3 separate regions of the Homo sapiens genome follow, and all the other regions are linked to region 1. Evidence: read pairs that join two places in POLR2A ChIA-PET (ENCODE). Cell type or tissue: CD4-positive, alpha-beta T cell. All regions are shown on one strand.

Region 1 (8,000 bases):
GGCCAACATAGTGAAACCCCGTCTCTCCTAAAAACACAAAAAATTAGCTGGGTGTAGTGGCAGGTGCTTGTAATCCCAGTTACTAGGGAGGCTGGGGCAGGAGAATCGCTTGAACCCGGGAGGTGGAGGTTGCAGTGAGCCGAGATCGTGCCATTGCACTCCAGCCTGGGCAACAAGAGTGAAACTCCGTCTCAAATAAATAAATAAATAAATTGTGCCTTTGAAGTAGGCAATTAAAACTGTGTCCTCACATTATGAGTGACCTTAAAGAAATAAAAAGGATTATAATGGAATGTTATGAACAGGTGCATGGCAATAAATTAGGTAACTTAGATAAAATAAAAAATTCTTAGAAAGACACATAATGCCCAAATGGACTCAAGAATAGACAATTTTAAGAAACATATAACAAGTAAAGAGATTGAATTAGTAATTAAAAACTTCCCACAAAGGAAAGCCTAAGACCAGCTAGCTGCACCAGATAGGATTCATTGGCAAATCTACAAAAAAGTTAAAGAATTACTAACAATTTATCAAGAATTCTTCCAAAAAATGGAAGCAGAGTGACCATTTCTTAACTTATTTATGAGGTTAATATTACCCTGATACTAAAACCAGAAACCTTCCTCCGAAAGAATGTAGACCCAAATCTCTCATGAATATAACCACAAAGATCCTCAACAAAATACTAGCAAATAAGATCCAGCAATACAGAAATTATACACCATGATCAGGTGGGATTTATCCCAGGAATGCAAAATTGGGTTAACATCTGAAAATCAGTTAATGTATTACTCCCATATCAACAACATAAAAAAAACCATATGATTATCCAATATAGGCAGAAGATATTTGACAAAATATAACACTGCTTCATGATTTTATTAGGAATAAAAGGGAATGTCCTCAACCTAATAAAGGTTATCTACAAAAAACCTGACAACTTACATGATATTTAGTGGTGAAAAATTAAATACTGTCCCCTCACTATCAGGAAAATATAAGAATATCTGCAGTCACTACTTTTATTCAACGTTATAAGTTCTAGCCAGGAGAATGAGGCAAGAAAAAGAAATAAAAAGCATTCAGATTGGAAAGTAAAGATGTAAGACTATCTTGTGGCTGATATGATCTTCCATGTAGAAAATCCTAAGGAATCTATTAAAAACTATAAGAACAAATAAATAAGTTCAGTAAAGCTGCAGGATACAAGATCAATATGCAAAACCAATTGTATTTCTATGTAGCAGAAGTGAGCAAATAAAAACTGAAATTAAGGAAAACAATTCCATTTACAGTAGCATCAAAAAGAACTAAATTCTTAGGAACAAACTTAACCAAAAAAAGTGCAAAATATATACTCTGAAAACTACATTGTTAAAAGAAGTTAAAGTAGACCTAAATAAATGGAAAGACATTCCATATTCATGAATTGGCAGACTTAATATTGTTAAGAGGGCAATTCTTCCCAAACTGATCCACAGATTCAATGCCATCTCTACCAAAAACCTAGCTAACTTCTTTGCAGAAACTGAGCAGCAGATCCTAACATTCATACGAAAAGTCAAGCGACTCAGAACACCAAAACAATATTGAAAGAGAAGAACAAGTTGGAGGACTGACATTGGGAAACAATTTCAAAGCTAGACAGCTACTGTAATCAAGATAGCATGGTATTAACATAAAGACAGACATATGGATCAATGAAATAGAATCAATAGTTCAGAAACAAACCCTAACATTTAGTCAAAAGTGCAAAGACCATTTCATTGGAGGAATTTAACAAATGGTGCTGGGACAACTGGACAGCCACAGGCAAAAGAATGAATTTGGACACTTACTTCACACTATATACAAAAATTAACCCAAAACGGGTCAAAGACCTAAATGTAAGAGTGAAAACCGTAAAATTCATACAAGGAAACACTGGCATAAATCTTACTGACTTTGGGTTAGGCAACGTTTTCTTAGATATGACACCAAAAGCACAAGCAAAAGAAGAAAAAAAAAACAGAGAAACTTGACTTCATTAAAATAACAATAAGTTTTGCACTTCATAGAACACCAACAGAAAGTAAAAAGACAGCCCACAGAATGGGAGAAAATTTTTGCCAATCATATATCAAATGACCTATCACAGTGCTAGAATATATAAAGGACTATTACAACTCAATAATAAAAAGACAAATAGTCCAATTAAAATATGTACAAAGAATCTGAATAGACAGTTTTCCAAAGAAGATATACCAATGTCCAAAAGCCACATGAAAAGATACTCAACATCATTAGCTACCAAGGAAATGCAATTCAAAGCCAAAATGAGATACAACTTCATGTCCACTATAATGTGCTATAATAAAAGAGAGAATAATATGTGTTGGTGAGGATGTGGAGAAATCAAAAGCTTGTACAATGCTGATGGCAATGTAAACTCGTGCAGCCAGTTTGTAACCAGCCTACCAGCTCCTCAGACTGTTTAACATAGAGTTACTATGTGATCCAGCAATATGATCCAGTTTATATATGATCCAGCAATGTGATCCAGTTTATATATATATATAAACATATGTCCACACAGAAATGTGTACACAAATATTTATAGCAGCATTTTGCATAATAGCCAAGAAATGTAAACTCCTCAAATACCTATCAGCTAATAGATCAACAAACGTGGTATACCTATACGATGCAATATTATTCAGCCGTAAAAAGTAATAAAGTTATAATACATGCTACAACATAGTGAATCTCTAAAACACTATGCTAAGGGAAAGAAATCAGTCACACAAGACCAGATATTGTATGATTCCATTTATATGAAATGCCCAAAACAGGCAAAGTCATAGACACAGAAAGTAGATTAGTGGTTTCTTAGGGCTGGAAAGAGTGGGTGTTTGGGGGCGGATGCTAAAAGGCATGTAGTTTCTTTCTGGTGTAATGAAAATGTTCTAAAATTGATTGTGGTGACTGATGAACACGCAACTCTATGACTGTACTGAAAGTCACTAAATTGTACACTTTAAATGAGTGAACTGTACAGTATGTGAATTGTAGCTTAATAAAAGTGTTTAAATACAGATTCCCTCTCCCTTGGGATCCTTTTTAGGGGTGCTACTGTGGAGAGGGTCAAGAAGCTCTGATGTCACAGTATACTCAGAGACCTGCATTTCATTCAGTACCAGCCCACTGGCTTCTGGCCTTGGAGAAATTGCCTCCCCTTTCTGGACTTCCATTTCCTCATCTGAAAAATGTGGGTGTAGGATTTGGTCTCTATCACTATAATGTCTGCTAAGTTTGGGGACTTTTGTAAGAGATATTCCAAATTAAATGAAGGAGCTTTGGAAAAAAGTTAAAAGTACTGCTAATGCAGAACTGGCTTAGCCTAGAGCAGAGCAATTTAAAAATGGACATTAGGGTGTTCTTTGATAAAGTTCTAATACTGGCTGAAAGGCAGAGAAAATTCATCTTCTTTCTGGTAAGATAAGCAGTGTGTGTGTGTGTGTGTGTGTGTGTGTGTGTGTGTGTGTGTGTGTGTGTGCGCGCGCGCGCGCGTTAGAATTCTGTTTAGCTCAAGTCAAAGAGGATGGCTGCAGGTTCCTTCCTCCCTGAGCAGAACCATTTGAATAGTTTCCGGTAGTCTTCTGTGATTGTTAGCTTGAGAGGCCCCTGGAGCAATGGCTGATATGGGACAGGAAATGCTCTCTGAGAGCTAAATTCTGAGAGCAATCCGTAAGGGTACAAAGCAGAAATATGCAAAATCTCCAGAAAGAGCCAGCTATCCCCAGTCAGCCATGATCAGATGGTAACCTGATTGTTACTGATACACCTGAAGAAAAATTTGGCATTTACATATTGACAGTAGCTTAGCTAAAGTAAAAATTATACTGTTAAACTCTGCCTGTGACAAGGATCATACAAGAGTATTTAATTTCTACAGATTAAAAGAGACTTGGAACAGCATAGGAAAAAAGAAAATGTGGCTATTCCAAAGGACAAAATAAAGTTAAAATAAGACCAATTAAGTAGTTATCATACATTGGGTGTATACAGATGTATGTGTAAATAAAACATAGGACATTCCAATTTGTAAGTTACCTTCATGTTTACCATCACTTCCTTTCTCATAAGAATCTTTTCTAGTTCTAGATCCCTGAGGAATCACCACACTGTCTTCCACAATGGTTGAACTAGTTTACATGTACCTTAGAACTTAAAGTACAATAAATATATATATAAAAAATAAAAATAAAAAAAAGTATTGAGGCCTCAAAAAAAAAAGAATCTTTTGAGGGGGTAATTATTTTTATCCTCATTCTATAGACAAGAACATTAAGACTTAGAGAGCTTAAGATCACAACATAGCAAGTGGTTCAGCTGAGATTAAAATACTCCAAAAGGTCTTGTTATTTGTAGTATACATTTCAATGTGCTTAGGACATTTTATTTGATGCCTTATCTACCTCAAGTATAGCAGATATTGTTATACATTATTATATGTATAATATGTATACATTATTATATGTATAATATGTATACATTATTACATATGTATAATTATTATATACAAACTTGAAGCACAGTGCCACCAAGGGACCACATAATTATTTTTTTTTGAGACGGAGTCTTGCTCTGTCCCTAGGCTGGAGTGCAGTGGTGCAATCTCAGCTCACTGCAACCTCCACCTCCAGTGTTCAAGCAATTCTTCTGCGTCAGCCTCCTGAGTAGCTAGGACTACAGGCACATGTTACCACGCCCAGTTAATTTTTGTATTTTTAGTAGAGATGGGGTTTCACCACGTTGGCCAGGATGGTCGTGATCTCTTGATCTTGTGATCCGCCCGCCTTGGCCTCCTAAAAGTGCTGGGATTACAGGCATGAGCCACCACAACCGGCCAACCACACAATTTTATAAGTACATATTCTGGGATGCATTCAGACTTTCAGAACCTCCAGAGTAGGCATGAAGTGCCTTCTTTCTTTTAAGACTACATGAGTTTTTAACAATTATATTCCACAGAGATAAAATTTCTGCATAGGTGACCCAGGAAAGTGAACTTGTAGCAAGACTCTCAGGGCATATGATTCTGTTGACCCCTGACTAGTGAGAATGATTCCATTAATCATTTTCCATTAACAATTCCGAGATTCTTCCAAGGTGCTTCCTAATGAGAGCCAGAGGCAAAAGCAGTGGATGAAACTGAGGGTCAGAAATGCTTTGCACGATTAGAAAAAAACTGTCTTATAGGGCACAGGGAAAGGCAACATGATTTACTAAGAGATTATTCTCAAGAATGGTGCTTACGCGATTTCCCTGCTAAAACTTTGTTTTTTGTACTTTTTTAGCTTTGGAGGTGAAAGTAATACTTCACTGAAAAATAATTTAAAAATAATTGTGTGTTTATGTGCTTAATTTCATATCCTTCTGTCCCCCATTCACCTGGCCTACCAGACAGAAGGCAATGCAATATTGGATCCCAGTAGGCACTGTGGGTCAGGCCTATTATGTCTTCCAGGAGAAATCCTTAGCTAGGAGAACGTCTATCTTTGCCACCCCATACAACTGACATAACCATTCTGTTTCTGTGTCTTGTTTTTCTCATCCATAAAATGGAAGCAATACTGCCCATGGTGTCCTTTAACCTGAACTGAGTGTTCTATTTTCAGCTGGAGGTAAAACAAGAATTGATAAAATGAAAATAACTCCCAATAACCTTCTTAATCCTTTAAAATTGCTCCAGTTGAAAAGGCAACCCATCACTGAAAACCAAAATATTTATCCTGTTTCCCTTGGTGAGATACCGGTTTCCACTTCACCAGAATCTGACTTTCAGCCTCTCACTTGATCTTACCAGGCTCTGACATTTCCTGTTCGAAGTCAGAAGAAGCTAAGATGGTACCTTGAACCAGCAATCTTGTTTTGGGTTGTTTTATATTTTGCTAGTATATTAAGAAGAGGGAATAATCTAGGAAATAGGATTTTTAGTCGGTCGTTCACCTTCGGACGACGCAACTTTGCCAAAAAAGAGAACATCTAACTTGAGGTTATACCTGCCAATGCTGTCTATCACACAGAAAGGCAACCAGTTAAAACAAAGCTTAATGATAACTGTGACTGTTCTTCACTGTTTTCCTTCTGTAAAATAGTAATAATATTTTTCTTCTTCTTCTGTAACTCGGAGATGTGAAAATACAAAGTAAAGCTTATAACAAATTGTGAATGTTCAATAGAGGAATAAACAAATAAAATATAGAACTTATATGGTAAAGAAGTATAGAGTAATTAAGAGACTTGACCTAGGCCTATATGCCTTAACATGTATAGATCTTAAAATCATGTTGCGTGAAAAAAAAACTTGCTGAGCAACGCATACAGTAGACCATTGATGTCAAATTAAAGCCTTCGCAAGGGAGGAGTATGGAAAGATGGTGGTGGAGGCAGCAGAATTTTGAAATCTCTTTGAATCTCTACAAAAGAAAAAGGAGTGTAATCCCAGCACTTTGGGAGGCCGAGGCGGGCAGATCACCTGAGGTCAGGAGTTAAAGACCAGCCTGACCAACATGGTGAAACCCCGTGTCTACTAAAAATGCAAAAATTAGCCAGGCATCCTGATGGGTATAATCCCAGCTACTCGGGAGGCTGAGGCAGGAGAATCGCTTGAACCCAGGAGGCAGAGGTTGCAGTGAGCCGAGATTGCGCCACTGCACCTCAGCCTGGGTGACAGAGCAAGACTCTGTCTCCAGAAATAAATAAATAAATAAATAAGAGTACCTGAATAGCAAGACCGAAAACCCTCAGAAAGCAGTTACCACAAAGCTAGGTATATCCATGAACCCCAATGTGCAATTAGGTGAGAATAAACCACTTCGCAACTGCAAGACCTATGGGCCATCAACTTCTGTGAGGGAGAAAGTAGAGGGAAGCAATGGATGACAGATAAAACTGAGAACAGGAGAATCCCCAGATAGCTGACAGGTGTTGAGCAGAAAGCATGGCAGGCCAATTAGAGAACAGCCACTGGACGGGGAGGGGTTTTGCCCAATCAATAGCTGGTGAATGCAAAGAGTTCAAGACTAGAAGGAATTAGTGGCTAGAGTCATCTGGCACCCACAAGGGACCCACTGGAGCTCCCTTCCAGGGCAAGGCCCACACTGAGGAGTAACTTTTGGGGATAGAGAAAGTCCAGATGAAAGTAAATAGGGAAACAGTCAGAAAAATCTCAGAAAGCAAGCTGCCACAATTTTTTTTTAACACTACCCCAAAACAACAGAAGAAGGAGCTCTGTGCATTTAGAAAAACTACCCCGAACCGCCTCTCTTTCTAAGAGTTTTTGAAAACTAATTTCACATAAAAATGAGCAACAGAAATGTATCTAGGTCAACTCCCATACAAAGTTATTATAAGAAGAAAAAGATTAAGGAACAGAATAACATCCCTACAGATAGTAAAAGCATGCCAGAAAGTCATGCCAAAAAAGGATTAAAACATAAGATATTATTTCTAAACATATTATTTTAAAATGAGCTAAGAGGCATTAATAAAATGATATAAGACATGAAAAAATAGCAAGAATAAGAATTAGAAAAACTCAGATATGGAATAAAAGAACTCAGGAAAAAATAAAACATGAAATAAAGAATAAAGAAGTGAAGTCTAAACTAGAATGAATACAAGAACAAGTGAAAACAGTAGATGAGGTCTTAAGTGAAATAGAAGGTAGAGAGGAGGAAAAATTTTAAGATAAAAATAAATAAAGAGATTAAAATAAATTCAAGAGATAGGCAAAATAGCAAAGACAGGCAATGAAGATTCAAAATGTGGATAATAGAAATCCCAGAAGAAAAAAACAAAATCAAGGAAACCGAACAAACACTAAAACATTCCTAAAATTAGAAAATATATATTTGAAATCACATTGAGAGAGCACACTGCATGCCTGAGAACATCAATACACAACAGCTGGCACCAAATTATCTTCTAGTTAGATGACTAAGTTTTATAGA
Region 2 (8,000 bases), 97 kb after region 1:
GGAGTGGTGGTTACTCTACTGGCTGGGGTAATTGATGCAGTGAACTTGTCAAACCAACTTTATAATAAGTTCATAACCAACTAAATAAATGTTTAAGCAAACTGAAGCCATCAATGTAACATAAAGGAGATGATTAAATGTAAATTTATCAACAAGAATTTCTTCAGGAAGCAGAGGACAAAAGTCTCAATAGTTAGCAGGTAATTACCCTATTCCTACTCTTCCAAGAGAAGAGTCAGCCAAGATGTTCTCCCATCATGGCACACTTCTTTTGGAATCACGGCTTTTATAGCCATATCTGTAATTTGTTCTTTATTTCTATATAATTTTTATTCACAGCCACATCAGGGTTTGATGATTGGCCCATAAAATAAACACCATGCCAAGAACCTACAGGCTTTAGCCAAGACAAAACAGTTGCCAAATTTCTTGTTTGGGAAGAAGGCAATTTTTTCCCCTCTATTTGTAACAATATTTTACTGCTCTCTATTGCAGGATGTTTTAAGCACCATGATTCTGCAATAACACTGCACTGACTTGACATTAGCAGAAACGATCACCAAATCCCCTGGCCTATTGGATGTGTCAGATATGGTGCCTACCAGACATAGAGTGATTGAGCTTCAATAGTGTCAAGGTCATGGGGTCAGGAGCGGTGAAACAGTGTCAGCAAAGCAACAGTATGATTTGGTAGCAGGGCTGTTGCTCATCATTGGAGGCAATCAGCTTAGCAAGGCAAAGACTGGCTGTCCTTTGTCTGAGGGTACAGAAAGGTATCCAGAAACTCTGCAAAGTTTCATTAGGAACCAAGGGCAAGGGAAACTTGTGATCATACCAGCTAGGATAGACCTATGGCTGCAGTGGTTTCAATAGTCACCTGAAGGCTACTGTTAACTTTTAAGCTGCAGCTACCTGTTCAGCTCTGCCTTGCTTGGTTAGATCCTGTGAATTTAAATGGTCTTCACTGATTGTGTTCTTACTGCTCATGTCTTTTGGCAAAAGCAGTATAGCCAGTTGGGTGGAGCTTGGGTTAAGCGTATACATCCTAACTTTGGCATCTACTACATGTGGGACCTAAGGCAAGTTAGATAGTCGTTCCACAATTCTCAGTTTTCTCATAAGAAAAACGGGAATCATACTGTCTACCTCATAAGGATGTTGTAAGGTTTAAAGGAGACAATGTTCATAAAACACCTTAAATAGTATGTAGTGCCTATCAAGGCTCAATTAATGGTGATGATGATGATAATGAAGGCAGTTTCGCCAGGGTACAGAGGAACATAAGATTCAAGCAGCCTTGGGCCTTGTATCCATTTTGAGGCATTTTTAATTAACTGGGCTGGGAAAAAACTACACTAAGAGACTCTAAGATGGTAAAAATGAGAAGTATGCACTAGGAGGATAACAAAGCATTCGTATGAGAGGAGAAAGACATATAATACATGGCAAGAATCCTCTTGGGGAAATAACCAAAATTAAAGAAACAGGCCGGGCGCGGTGGCTCATGCCTGTAATCCCAGCACTTCGGGAGCCTGAGGTGGGCAGATCATGAGGTCAGGAGATCGAGACCATCCTGGCCAACATGGTGAAACCCCTTCTCTACTAAAAATACAAAAATTAGCAGGGCGTGGTGGCACGCACCTGTAGCCCCAGCTACTCAGGAGGCTGAGGCAGGAGAATTGCTTGAACAAAAGAGATGGAGGCTGCAGTGAGCCAAGATCGTGCCACTGCACTCCAGCTTGGGCGACACAGTGAGACTCTGTCTCAAAAAAAAAAAAAAAATTAAAGAAATAGAAGAGGAAGCATAAAAGGAGAGAGAGACAGAGAGGGAGGGAGGAGTGGCTAGGAAGATAGTCTGAAGGGTACTTCCAGTTCCAAGGGAAAAGTGATTTAAAGAGAAGATGTTAATAGAGAGGTCATGCAGAATAAAGACTGAGAATATTGTTGGATTGGCAGGAAGGTCTCAGTCTCATCAAATGCACAGTTTCCATTAAGTCTCAGCATGAATTGGTCAGGATTCAGTCAGAGAAGCAAATCCAATAGGGTATGTATTTTGATTATACATGTTCATTATAAACATTAAATTGGCTTGCATGTTGTAGGAATGGGTTTGGCAAGCCCAGAGTCCATAGGGCAGGTAGACGGGAAGGATGAACCACCAGCAGGCTGGAATCCCATACGCACAGGGTGGAACTGCTATCCCCAGGCAGTCAGTCAAAAAGGAAGATCCAAGGGGAATGGAGGGCACCTGCAGGGTCAGCAACTGGGTGCAGCCTCTAGCCCAGGAAAGCCCTAAGCCCTTTTTTAAAGGGCTTCCAACTCACTGAGACAGGTCTGCTTTGAATAATCTCCCTTCTGATGAACTTAAAGTCAACTGATTAGGTACTTTCTATCCGTAAAATCCCTTCACAGTAGCATCTAGATTAGTGTTAGATTGCAGAACTGGGACAACATGGAAAAGCAACTGCTTCCTCCCTTCTGTCCTCCTACTCCATGAAAGAATATGCCCTGTAGCCTGCCCTGACTGCAAACATACTAGAAAGGGAATTCTGGGGCTGTAGTCCAGCCCAGCCAAGTTAATACATCACAAAGGTATCACGCTGGTGCTGAGGGGGAGGCATGAAGAAAGCGTTTCTAAGAACTTTGGGAATAAAGTGAGAGATATCTGAAAATATAAAGAGAAACAGCTATAAGAAATCTGTGCAAGGATGGTTCCAGTAGAGAGCGAAGGAATGAAATTGTAGTTGAAGAGGACAAGAAGGCATCAGGAGCTCAGTGTTGCCAAAGGAAGGACTCGGTGCTGGGAGAGGCAATCCACCATGGCCCCAAGCCTCCCTATGCACTCCTACTGGGCATGCCAACAATGCAAGGGCCTGACCACTCATTATCTGGGCCATTTCTCAGAGCTGTGTTTACAACAGGAAATCTTGAGAAATGAGACAGCATCTGCTATAGTTTGGATGTTTACCCCTTCAAACTTCATGTTGAAATTTGATCCCCAATACTGGAGGTGGGTCCTAGTGGGAGGTATTTGGGTCATGAGGGCAGATCTCTCATAAATGGCTTGGGGGCATTCTCATAGTAATGAGTGAGTTCTTGCTCTTGTTCCTGTGGAACTTCCCCCAAGAGCTGGTTGTTAAAAAGAGCACAGCACCCACCTCCCTACTTGCTTCCTCTCTGGCCATGTGATCTCTGTACATGCTGGCTCCCCTTCACCTTCCACCATGAATGGAAGCTTCCTGAGGCCTCCCCAAAAGCAGATGCTGGTGCCAGCCTTCTTGTACAGCCTGAAGAACTGTGAGCCAGATAAACCTATTTTTTTAAAATAAATTACCTAGCCTCAGGTATTTCTTTATAGTAACACAAATGGACTAAGACAACATCTTACCCCAGACAAAGAACAGGCTTGCTTCCACTCACAGTAAAAGCAATGAATCCTCTAATTTCAGTGTTTCCCTACTGTAATGCAACCCATGGCATATTCAGGCACCCCAAGGGGTTTCTCTGTCACTCTCACGGGACTTTGGAGAGTGGGTATGGGGAAGCAACAGATACAAACCAACATGAAATTGTGGTTCCCTTTTTGCCATGAGTAATAAGTCCTTTGTCTCTGGCTGAGGAGTCTTATGTCTTCTACTAACATTGATAAAATAGTAACAGGCTAGCTTATTAGCTTCTAAGTAGGGTAAATTCCCAGACCCTTCACAATTCTTGACACTGAGGTAAAGATAAACACATTTTTAGGGGCTAATAAAAGCACTAGACTTTCAATCCAGCAGAAAACCATTCACAACTAAATGTTTTTATTTAAGTAAACTCTAGCCTTCTTTAAAATATTGATTGATTGGTTCTTATAATCTGGAAAGCAAACTAAGCATATCTCCATCTAACCCCCAAACTCTAGTTTCAAATGTATTATCTGGGTATTGGTGTAGTCTAGTGATTCGGTTATAGAATCATAAGACCTGAGCTTGAATGTAAGCTCTGAGACTTATTTTCCTCAAATATATGATAAGGACAGTAATACCTGATTCTTGTAGTGTTGCTTCATGGATGAAGTGAGATAGTATATATGATACCTAGGGTTTCAGATATAGCAGACACCTTGCAAATGCTGGTTTCCCTCTCTTTTTCTCTCTTCCCATTCCTATCACATACACAGCCTTAGAATTGTTTTCTAGTTTTTCCATGTTTTATTTTGCATGTATTTTTACTCAAGCCACTGACATTCAGCAGAAAGTCTGCCCTTTAGATACTTTAAAGGAGATCTAATCATTAACTGATTTCCATATTCCTCTCTTAAGATTTCAGCTACTTAAATCCTACCTTTTCATTTCTAGTCTGTTTCCATCATAGTCTTTTAAAATGTGCTGCTTTCCGTGTAATAAGTGCCATCTGTAAGCATTTAACATTTTTAATGCAAAGAGTGCTCACATTTACTATCCCAGGTGAGCCTCCCACAGCTCTCCATGTTCTGTATGGCGGCAGAAGCCCAGTCTTCCCCTCTGAAGACCATCAAACTAAAATGCTGCAGCATCACTAATGGTCCTGCTGTTGGTAAGGGCAGAGCTGGAACATTAACCCTGGGGTCCTGACTCTGAGCCTCATTCTCCTCCCACTTTATCTTACTGCCTGCTCTGTCCACTCTTCCCTCTTCCTGTGCCTGTTTTCCTCACCTCTGGGCTTGTTTCTTCCAAGGTCTCCTTTTGACAATATTTTTGCAATGACTCTGTATTTGCCAGGGCTCTTTCCATTTTTCCATTTCAAGTGACAGAAATCCTACTCAAAAAAGATTTATCAGCTCGTGTGCGGAGCAGTATGAGGCAGTGAGTGACGCCAGGTGAAGCTGGGGTTGAGGGCTCAAAGGTGTCATTAGGGTTTTTTTTTCTCCTGTACATTTCTCAGCCCTACTTCCTTCTGGTTTTTGGCTTCCTTCACTTCCTGCAGATGCATTTCCTTTTTGTGGTAGCAAGCGTGGCAGGCAACAGGTTCTATGTACATCTGCACTACTTGCTATTCAAGAGGAGAGAAAGTCATGTTCTTCATCTGTCTGTAGGGAATTCGCGCCATTTGGATTGTGTGCCATTCATGGGACCAATCACTGGCCGAGCTCAGCATCACATACCTGTTTCTTTAATGGGAAGGTGGGGTTCTGATTTGAATGGAAAAAGCATGCCTCAGAGAAAAAGAGTTGAAGAAGGGGCCACCTGACCAGAGAAACGCAAAGCAAAGCAAAAACCCAGCATTGTGTCAATCAAACCTTGCATTCTAGACAGTAGCAAGTAATTCAAATTTAAATACTATAAAAACTGATATATATTTTTTTCTGAATTTTTGCATGAATTTTGTCTTCACATTAAAGCTTATTCACTGAATTTCATGTGATTTAATTTAATGTCTGTGACAGCCTTTTCAGACAAACAAATTAAAATGCAGGAGAAAAAATGTTTGTCAGACCACACATCCTCATTTGGAGCTCAGAAAATGTAATCCTCGTAGGTAAGGACAGCAGAGCCTACGGGCAGGTGTGCTGTCTGTCGTGTCTCACCTGCCCACCTCCAGTGCTCCATTTCTTGGCGAGGAAGCCAGCCTGCTTGAGCACTCATTGAATATATATTTAATGGTGCGACATTTATGCGATGCCAAGGAGACTTTGAAATGACTAAATTTAAAATAGATCTTTCTACCTCAACCAAGAGAGAGAAAGCAAAAGGAAATGAAAGACACTCTGTGAGTTGAGAAGACACATTGCAAAAGAGCTAAAACCAAATATGCCTGCAGGTTTCCAAAGCAGGCTTTTGTTATTTTACTTTCTATCTCTTTTTCTCTGTCTCTTTCTTCCTTTCTACCCCAGATGTACCAGGCAAATTAGTAAACAATAATAGTAATGATGATTCTAATGATGATATTACTAAGGATAACAACCCTTTATGGAACACTCATTACATGTCAAACACTTTGCCAACCTTTTTATATCAATGATCTAATTCAATACTCACCACCAGGGAGTGAATTTTATTTGTATATTATAGGAGGAGGCTGAGGTTTAGGGACGTTCACTAACTTATCCAAGTTTATTCAGTTGATAATACTTCTAGTGGCTTCCTATTGCTCCTGCACCACATTATCATGAATCTCATGGCTTAGAAAACACACATTTATTATCTTATGTTCAGAGGCCAGAAGTCCAAAATGGGTTTCACTGGGCTAACATTAAGAGGTTAGCTATGTCCGTTTCTGGAGGTGCTGGGAAGAATCCATTTCCTTACCTTTTCTAGCTTCAAGAAGATGCCCACATTCTTTGGCTTGTGACCTTGTCAGAGATAAAAGATAGCTCTTGCCATCAAGATGCTCACAAAGGGAAGACACATAGGTAAACCAGTGATCACAGGACTTTGTGAGGATGCTGTGGGAGCAAAGAGGAGTGTATGTGTACAGTGTTGGTGTAGGGGTATGTTAGAAAAGGATTCAAATGGAAGTTGATGCCTCAGCAGAGTCCTAAGGCATGAATAGGAGTTATTCAGGCAGAGAAAAATGGGAACACACTCTAGGCAGAGGGAACAGCATGTGCATAAACATGAAGGGCAAGAGGGTACACAGCATTTGGAGAATGCAACTTGTCTGGTATGGATGGGACATAGAATCCAACTGGAGAAGAGAAAAACAAAGACATAATGAAAAAGCAGGTTTACTATTTAGGGCAAAGACTGGAGCAGAGTATTAAAAGACCCCAAAATACAGTGGCCCAAATGAGATAGCTTTTTATTTCCCTCTCATGCAACCATCCAGCAGGCCAAGGTTGGCAGGTAGCTTTGCTGTATGATGATGTTTGGGAGCCATGTTGTTCCTCTACCTTTGCAGGTAGGGATGGGCCATGGCCATTTGTGTTCCAGCTTAAGGACATAGAAAGTGAAGAAGTCTGGGGCAAGCAATTTTCTTTTAAGCAAGTAAGGTGCAAACTTCATCACATAAGGCCACACTTTACCTTATGGGAAATGCAGCTGTTAGCTGGACAATGCCAAGAGAGAATCAAGAGTGGACTAGATATGGGGCCAACAAAGAGTCTGCCCCAGCATGAAAGGAAGGCAGGGCTGGATTAGGAGGACAATTAGTGGCCATGTAACAGAATCTAACTTTTTCCTGAATCTGTCTCTTAATGGGACAGCATCATTAATTGGTGACAGACTTAATTTCAAACATGCATATTCTAGCAAACAAGCAGGGACAGTATACGGGACAAAGGGCAAGACTAAGAAGCAGGCAATCCACCTAAGAAACATTTTGCAGTCATTCAGCCTCTGGAAAAAAAATGATAGAAAGGAGTAATAAGATTGAGAACTCTTTTGGGAATCTACAGGACTTGATGATTGGCTTACTGTGGGGATTAGGGCAGACAGAAGAAATGTGGGTGATTCTAAAATGTCTGAGGAAAAGAGTGAATGGAGGTGGCATTCACCAAGATATCAAATATAAGTGGAGAAATAAGTTTGGGCAGAGGAGAAACATAATGAGGCAATTAGATTTACTCTTCGGAGCTCAAGAGAATCTTCTGCCCTGAGGATACAGATGTGACAGTGCCCGGCATGTGAGTTATCATTGGAAAGCTAAGAGCGAATGAGATTTCCTAAAGAGAGAGGACCAAGTGATCAAAGGCCCAGAGACGGAACTCTGTGGAACAGACATATGGAAGGCAGCGATATGGAGGAAAAGCACTCCATGCAAAAAACTAAGAATGTGCCTTACAGCAATAGGAGGAAAACCAGGAGATGGCATTTTGTGGAAGCAAATGTAAGACAGAGTTTTAAAAATGAAGATGTGCTCAATTGTTAAATGCCAAATAAGTCAAGCAAAATAAGAACTGAAAACCCATCCACGATTTGGCAATAGGAGCTCATTGGTCAGCTTGGTGTGAGGAGTGTTGGGCAGAATGGGGAGAATTGAATATTAGAATGGGAGAAATGTGGAGGGAAGGGTTGGAGAAAAATGAGAGCAGGGAGTAA
Region 3 (8,000 bases), 110 kb after region 1:
TGAAGCTTCTGTAGCATCCTAAGCTACAGAAGGAATAGGGACATGGGGCTTCTGGGGCTTGGCAGCACACAGGGCAGGGGAGGGTGGAGAAGGAAATGTGTGGTGCGTAGAGGGTGTCTTGTTCTGCAGACGAAACCTCTCTCGGGTAATAACAGCCGTCTCTGAGCAGCCCTCAGAGGAAGCGATGACAGTCTGTCTGGGCATGGTGTCAACCTCAAGTCTCTCCTGTGTTCCCCAGGGAGGGAGGTCATGACAACTGAACTCCTTCTGAAGGAAGTTCAGAGAAAGCCCTTCCCTGTACTTGCTGTTCCTCAAGTGCCCCCAGTGGGAACTAACCAGCATACCAAGCAGCACATTTCAGGGTGATATTTCCTGAACTCCTTCAACCTAAAGGGAAAAAAGGAGGAAATAATATTCCTGGAACTCAGTGAGAGGTGGGGCCATGGAGGCGGGGCCACCATAGAAGCTGTAGCTGTGGAGGGCACAGCCATGTCAGAGCAACATGGAGGAGAGGAAATGGGAAGAGAAACCTCATGTGTCTCTCCTTCCACCTTCCAACCTCCAATGGCCTGTAGACAGTGGAAAGCCACTCAGCAGTAGAGCTAAATAAGGAGCCCCGGGGGTCAGGACAGAGGTGGGCAAAGGAAGGTGGAGAGCAGAGAATGAATGGTGAGGGGAAAAATGAAAATAATCAGTTAATTCATTCAACAAATATTTTAAAAAGGATTGCTATGTTCCAGACACTGGGCTAAGTATACTTGACTCGACAGGCTTTGTTTGGGGTTTGTAAGTAGATCTATTGGGCACAGCCCTAGAGGCAAATTCTTTCTTCTTGAATATTATTTCTATTTACAGCATTTCAATAGCAATAGCTCTGTGCGGATTAGACTGCCAATGAAGTTCACTACCTTTTGCTTCTGCTTGCTGTTCTACATAATGGCACATTGTGAAAAGCCGCAAGTATAGAGCGGGCACGACTTCTTATAATTAAGTATACGGGTAAAAGCACAGCTGAATTTGGAATTTTGCATAAGGGAGTTTTCTAGGCTTTTTTTTGGCTTTAAAGAAAAAGCACAAATAAGGAGGCAGAATACAGGAGAGGAGACAGGAGTCCGGAACAAAAGCAAATAACCTAATGAGCTATTCAAAGGCAAATTCACAAACTGCGCTTCTCGAAGCCTTAATAAGAAGGATGGAGGCCATCAAATCAGGTGAGGAGTTCATATTATTACTGAGAATGTGCTGTCTGGAGAAAGGCAATGGAGTATCACCAAAGAAGCAGCATTCTGGTAAAAAAAAAAAAAAAATTCTAGATCAGAAATCATAGAACATGTTTCTTTGTTCAGAGCTTCATAACTCAGTCTGCGGAGTGGATAATGAGTGTGTAGTTCCCTATTCTACCCTCTGGCAACTTTGAAGGCTGTTCCTTTTCTTTTTAAGTACTGCCCCATCCTCTCCCATCATAGAAGGCAAGCAGAAGAACTTCAAACAGTACAAGTGTATCTTATAGCACACGCTAGATTAGTTCCTTTACTACTTTATATAAACTGATATTTCTTAATGAATGGATAAGGCTTGAGAATTGGAATATCCGCCTCTGCTTGAGGTCCTGCTGCTGTGTAAACTGTGGACAAGTCACTTAACTCCTCATTTCCCTTGATTCATTCAGTCATTCAATTACCTCATCTGTGAAGTGAGGGTAGTGTGTAGGGATCAACTGGAACACAGAGGGGGCTTTAGGAAGCCAAGAATCACATCAACTTGTATAGAAAATAGTCTGTGTAGTCCAGACGCAGTAGCTCAAGCCTGTAATCCTAGCACTCTGGGAGGCTGAGGTGGGTGGATCACCTGACGTCAGGAATTTGAGACCAGGCTGGCCAACATGGTGAAATCGCATCTCTACTAAAAATACAAAAATTAGCCAGGCGTGGTGGCAGGTGCCTATAATCCCAGCTACTGGGGAGGCTGAGGCAGGAGAATCGCTTGAACCCAGGAGGCGGTGGTTGCAGTGAGCTGAGATTGTGCCACTTTACTCCAGCCTGGGTGACAGAGTGAAATTCCGTCTCCTCTCAACAACAACAACAACAATAAAAAAAAAAAAAAAAAAAAAAAAAAGAAAAGAAAAGAAAATGGTCTCTGTGTGTATCTGCTTGTTGATGTGGATCAGCACATTTTACCAGATTCTCCAAGACTTTTGTGGCCCCTAAAAAGAATTATACAACTCAGAACCAAAATAGATTACTCAAATCCTATTTTAAACTAAAAAATTCTACAACTTTTGGTTTAGATTACAATTTTAGAACTGCCTCCCTCAAGTCCTTTTCTTGAACATCGATTGATAGTGCCTTTGCCAACTCTGGGTTTAGGTTCCTATCCTCTTCCCAGTTTTAATGATCTATAAACAAATAAAGCAGTGTCTTAACGAGGAGATGTCATCAACTATATTCAAAGCATTCTAATTTAGAAGGCCATTTTTTATGGTTTCATGAATATGCCCTATTTTATCTGTTTTAAAAATCATGGTTTAATATTTGTTTTTTTATAACGTGCAAGGAACTACATACAGCTTGAGATAGTTAATACGGTTTCAGACCAGGAGAAGATCTTGCAGTAGTATTGGCCAAAAGACCTTTCTGAGATGGTGGAAATGTTCCATGACTCTCTGCTGTCCAATATGGTGGCCATTAGCCACAGCTGGCCATTGTGCACTTAAAATGTGGCTAGTGCAACTAAGGAATTAAATTTCTAATTTTATTTACTATTAATTTATTTAAAATTAAATAGTCGCAGGTGGCAAATGACTATCACATTGGACAACACAGCCTTAGAGAATGTCCCACATGATCCATATTAGGCACAGGAAATCCCATAACACCTTCTAAAGCAGGCTTTCTCAACAATGATGCTATTGACATTTTAGGCCAGATAATTCTTTGTTGAGCGGGGAGGATAGTCCTGTGTATTGTAAGCTATTTAGGGGCATTCAAACCTTTACCTACTAGATTTCAGTAGCACCTTGGCCCCCTATGCCCGCCCCACCAGTTGTGACAATGTTTGCAGACATTTCCAAATGTCTCCTGCAGGGCATAGATGCCCCAAGTTGAGAGTAAGTTGTCCTTGAAATTACTCAGGGATTAGGCACCCTGCCAGATAGACCACTTTTATGCTAGGTTCTTGAAATTATTAGGAGGTTATTTCATACATCTTGCTGCTCATAATTTCTTCTCCTTGCTAGTCTTTATACTTGGTAATTGTGGTAAGCTGCTGAGGAGGAAGGTGAAAATAAACAAGCTAGTTGAAATGTGTCAGTGTCAACAGGAAACACATCAATAGTGGTTAAGAGTGTGAGCACTGAAACTACAGAGAATGGGTTCAGTTTCTGGCTCTGTCAAGAACTAGCTGTGTGATCATTTGCAAGTTAATTCAGTTCTCTGTTTCTCAGTTTTCCTGTTTGTAAAATAGAAATGGTATAACCAGAGTTGTTTTAGGATTAAATGCAATAATGCCTATAAAATGCTTGGCTATTATTATTAGCAAAAATAATAACAGCAGCACCCTACTTTCTTGTTGTCCTAATTGTTGTTAAATATAGTATCTCATGTGACCTTCCCAGTTATTTTTTTGTTTTTATTTTTTTGAGACAAGGTCTCACTCTGTTCCCAGGGCTGGAGTGCAGTGGCTTGATCACAACTCACAGTAGCCTTGACCTGCCGGGCTCAGGCGATTTTCCCACTTCAGCCTCCCGAGTAGTTGAGACTACCAGTGCATGTCTTCGTGCCCAGCTAATTTTTTGTATTCTTTTTTGTAGAGATGGGATTTCACCATGTTGCCCAGGCCGATCTCAAGCTCCTGGGCTTGAGCGATCTGCCTGCCTTGTTGTTCCAAAGTGCTGGGATTTACAGGAGTGAGCCACTGTGCCCGGCCCTCATAATTTTGTAGATATTGTTATTCGCATTTGATGAGTGAAAAATGTTGATGCTCATACCGCTTAAGTGATGTGGTCAAGGGCCAGCTTGGTTGGTAAGAATGTCAGTTCACCCAGTTCCAATTTGAATGTTCTTTCTGCCAGAGAGAAAGACCTCCGCACTATCACGTGATCTTACCTTCTGTGTCTGTGATGTTCAGTCTGAGTGGTCCAGGTAGGGGGAGCCTACGTATTATAGGAAGATCCGAGGGTGCAAAGGGCTGAGAAGCCACCTACCAAGATTTCAGCCTGAAACACTAAAGCCAGGGGTTCTCAGAAGCCTGTGGAAAGCTGCTGTGAAGCTCCCTCTGCACTGGGGGCTGGATAAAGCCACCAATGCAGGATAAAGGCCTCTGCTAGGTTCCTCACTGGGGTTGGCATGTGGGTCCTCCTGGGAATGGCATTCTGGGAAATGTAGTTCCTGCTTTGCTTCTGAGGTGCAGAGGAGACCTAGACAGGGCTGGTGGTGATGCTGAGTTGGCACCTGAAAACCCAGCACACGTCCAAGAGAGTCATTCCATCACCAGGAGATTAGAGGAGGCAGGGTGGTGTGTGGGAAAGGCCTTGGGTCCAAGTGCCTCCTGTGGCACCTACGCGCCAATTGGGCAAGTCACTCCACCCCTCAGGCACTTTGCCTATCAGGATCAAATAATATAAGACACTGGCTGATTCTCACATCGTCTGTAACACAGTGGGCACTCAGTTAAGGTTGTTCTTGCACCTCCAGCTACAAACAGACAAGTGTATTCTGAGGGCTATTTGTCCGGAGAGCTCTTGAATATTTTGACACCAATGCTCTTAGAGCAGAGATTGCCAGTTGCCCCCATCCCACTCTTCTTTCCGCCATAGCAATAGAGGCCCCATGGCAGTTCTGAGGAAGTCACATTCTGGCCTCTTTTGAAGCTTGGTGCAGCCACATCCTCACCTGTGTCTGTAGCCAGAAGTGATGCATGCAATGTCCAGGCTTGCCTTTGAAAGGAAATGGATTTGTGCTGCCTCCCTGCTCCCTCTTTCTGCTTGTTGTGATGGGCCGTACTGATGCGAGCAGGGCAGCCAAGCATCAAGCCAGGAGGAATTGGGCTCCTTGTCCCTCTGGGATTGCCGCACCAGCCAGGACAGCTTGAGCTCAGACTATCAGGTAAGTGAAAAACAAACTTATCTTGTCGCAGCCCCTGAGGTCTCTTTGTGATAACAGCTTGGCCTGTATTCTAACCATATATCATCAGATTCAAAAACTCCTACATAATTGCTCAATTATGATATTAAGGCAGCTTTCTGTAGGGGTGTGAAAGCTTGCTTGAGACAGATTTCAAGCCAGAATGGCCAATATCTCACTTAGCCAGCTAACTTTATTTTGAGAGACAGAGCCTGAAAATATTGGGTGAGCAAAACCAGTGTCGAAGTTAGGGAGAAGCATAAACGTCAGGCATGGACTCTGAAGGGAGCTGAGATGCCCCCCCAGGGGAAGCAGGCAGCCCTCTAACGCTGCAAGGTACACTGCTCACGGTGACAGGAAGGGTGATGAGAAATGCTTCAGATGTTTAAGTGACATCTGAATCCAGTGACATTTCCTGGCTTCCATGAGCACTGCTACTATTAAAAACAAACATATTTGACGGATGGAGCAATGCTTCCCGCAGCTGATGCCTGGGCGATCTGTGTTTATCAGAGCTGCATGCATGCTTCTACCAATAATCATAATTTAAAGATTCAAAGTGATAAAAGCATCACAATGAAATATCTGCCTGCCTTCACTGCAGGGCTGGCTTCACAGACACAAAGAAATGGAAGGTATCGCCACAGTTGTGGGGATCTCGGCATACATGTTTATGGTGCCATTTACTACGTCGTAACCTCCTCAGTAGTATTGATGTCCTTTCTCTAGACCGTGAGTCCTCTGTGAATTACTTGCCTTTGCACCTTCTGCTCCTAGAATGATCAATAAATATCTAAATGAATGAGTCTAGTTCAGCCTTCTCACTTGGCAGTGATTTGTTCAAAGTCAAAATTAATTAACTGCAGAAAAAAATCTGACTCCTTTTTCTCTGGTAAGCTGAGAATGACGGTTTTCTCCAGGCCTAGATGACTTGGGCAAATCTCTTATTAGGATTCCTATAACCCAGATCCACATAAGCACACAAACACAGAAAACCACACACCTATATACACAAACATGCACGTAGATACACACAAACACCCAAGCACATGAGCAAAAACAAAACCACACAGGCTTTTACACAAAACACGCACGCATAATCACATGGGTTATACATGTGAATTTCAGATACAAAATGAGCAATTTTTTAGTACAGATAAGCCCTAAATAGGCATGCGTAAATACACACGGACATACTTATACTAAAAGAATGATTTGCTGAAATAATTTACCTGCAATTCGAATTAAATTGTGCACCCTGTATTTTTATTTGCCAAATCTGGCAACTGTAACACAAACACACATTTAGATTCACATGCACAGACCCATGCAGAAACACACAAGCACAGACACCCAACGATACACACAAACACATACACACCCAAGACCTAGTTTCTTTTAACAGATCCTGCCAAGACCAAACTGGCCATTAGAATCGTAGTTCTAGCTTTCCCCTGGAGAGCTGGGGAGATGCCAAGGTGAGAGGGAGTGATGAAAGGACTGGTGTGGCTTGGGAAGGAGGCAGGAGGATGAATCTCTGCTCACAGTGGTCCTGTGTGGTGGGGCAAAGGGGAGCCCCCTTCTGCAGGCAGGGATGTGAGGAGTTGCTTTAGAGAAAGGATACCTCCCCCAAGACACACACAGACACATATACACACACATGCACAATCTTACTTCAGCATTTGGAATCACATCAGTCACCGTGAGCAATTTCTTCTGCATGATTTTGTAAACAGGTTCAAGCTCCAGAGAGAAGCTTTTCCCTCTAGAAATCTGTGATGCTGAGTTTACAAGTATCCTTGGCAATGAATGATGGGGTGGGCTTGGATGAAATTCTACCTCAGTTTAGGGAGCTACCGTGTAGCCCCGAGTTACAGAGCTGGTGGGGAATTCCTGACTCTACTTTCCTTGCTGCCCCTCACCCCATGACCCTTTTCCAAGACACAGCCACAAATATTGACTAAGTTCACCTCAGAACAGTCTCAATCTGCCTTTTGCTCTTCATTCCCATGGTCATGGCGCTCCTTAGACCCCTGTGATCTTTCACCTGGATGTTGACCTCAGCCTCTTCCCCCTCACTTCCAACCTGCCAACAAATTTATCTTCTGAGATGTTACCAGAATGAGGCGTCCAGTGTACAGGTTTGATCATGGTTCTCTCTCTCTTAAAATCCTTTGATGGAGGTCAGTTTTCTCCACAATGAACATGAGCATGGCCTCTAAGACCCTTCAATATCAGAACCCATTCCAACCTCAGTTCCCATCTTTTCACCTCAGACATTCTGTCTGGCCACAACAAAATGAATTCATTTTCCCACAAACATCCAGCCAATTACATGGCTTAGCCTCTCTCAGCATTCTCTAGGCATGGAGCATCCTTCACCGCCTCCCTTGCCTAGTGAATTAATTATCCTTCAGATCTACTTCAAATATCCTCTCCAACCCCATCCCACACTGCCTCCCAGTCCTGTGGAATTAGACACTCACTCCTCTGTGCACCCACAGCGTTTGCATACACTTCTTTCTCACTTACCATTATAGTTATTTATTGACATTTGCAAGTGCCTCTCCCCCACAAGCTTGTGAGCTCGTCTGGGGCTGTGGTTAATTCTTATTCATATATGAACCACCAGTGTCCAAGATCGTGCCTGCCACAGAAGACGGTCTTAGGAAGGGATGTTGTTGGTAGAATTTTACTGGTAGCAATGTGCATTGGAGTTCATGGAAGAGGATTTGGAATCAAAGAGACCAAGATTCAAATCCAGCAAACTCCATTTATTAGCTCCAAATTGCATAATATCTCTATAGCAAGGCAGAATAATGCCCCGTCCCATCAAAGATGTCCATGTTCTAATTCTTGGAACCTGTGAATATGTTGCAT

Evidence for each region. ChIA-PET counts read pairs that join two places held together with the same protein. Peaks named below come from ENCODE experiments on the same cell type or tissue, not always from the same donor. Only the 100,000 strongest peaks of a DNase experiment are listed, where the experiment ranks them.
Region 2: POLR2A ChIA-PET joins it to region 1 with 19 read pairs; 7 of 35 experiments call an interaction of 5 or more read pairs at or near these places.
Region 3: POLR2A ChIA-PET joins it to region 1 with 13 read pairs; 8 of 35 experiments call an interaction of 5 or more read pairs at or near these places.

What each region holds. Positions count from the first base shown.
Region 1 is chr7:36,675,064-36,683,063 of GRCh38, forward strand. The region is part of intron 2 of AOAH (acyloxyacyl hydrolase); the gene reads right to left. Among named protein-coding and RNA genes, the nearest start is that of AOAH, 45 kb to the right of the region's middle. In CD4-positive, alpha-beta T cell, no CTCF peak of the experiment used is centred here; a DNase peak (open chromatin) is centred at 3,588; H3K27ac peaks cover 1,410 bases.
Region 2 is chr7:36,772,335-36,780,334 of GRCh38, forward strand. No RefSeq gene overlaps it. Among named protein-coding and RNA genes, the nearest start is that of AOAH, 52 kb to the left of the region's middle. In CD4-positive, alpha-beta T cell, no CTCF peak of the experiment used is centred here; DNase peaks (open chromatin) are centred at 3,137, 3,537 and 4,907; H3K4me3 peaks cover 1,138 bases; H3K27ac peaks cover 257 bases.
Region 3 is chr7:36,784,920-36,792,919 of GRCh38, forward strand. No RefSeq gene overlaps it. Among named protein-coding and RNA genes, the nearest start is that of AOAH, 64 kb to the left of the region's middle. RefSeq lists an enhancer at 3,053-3,202. In CD4-positive, alpha-beta T cell, no CTCF peak of the experiment used is centred here; DNase peaks (open chromatin) are centred at 172 and 3,322; H3K27ac peaks cover 1,272 bases.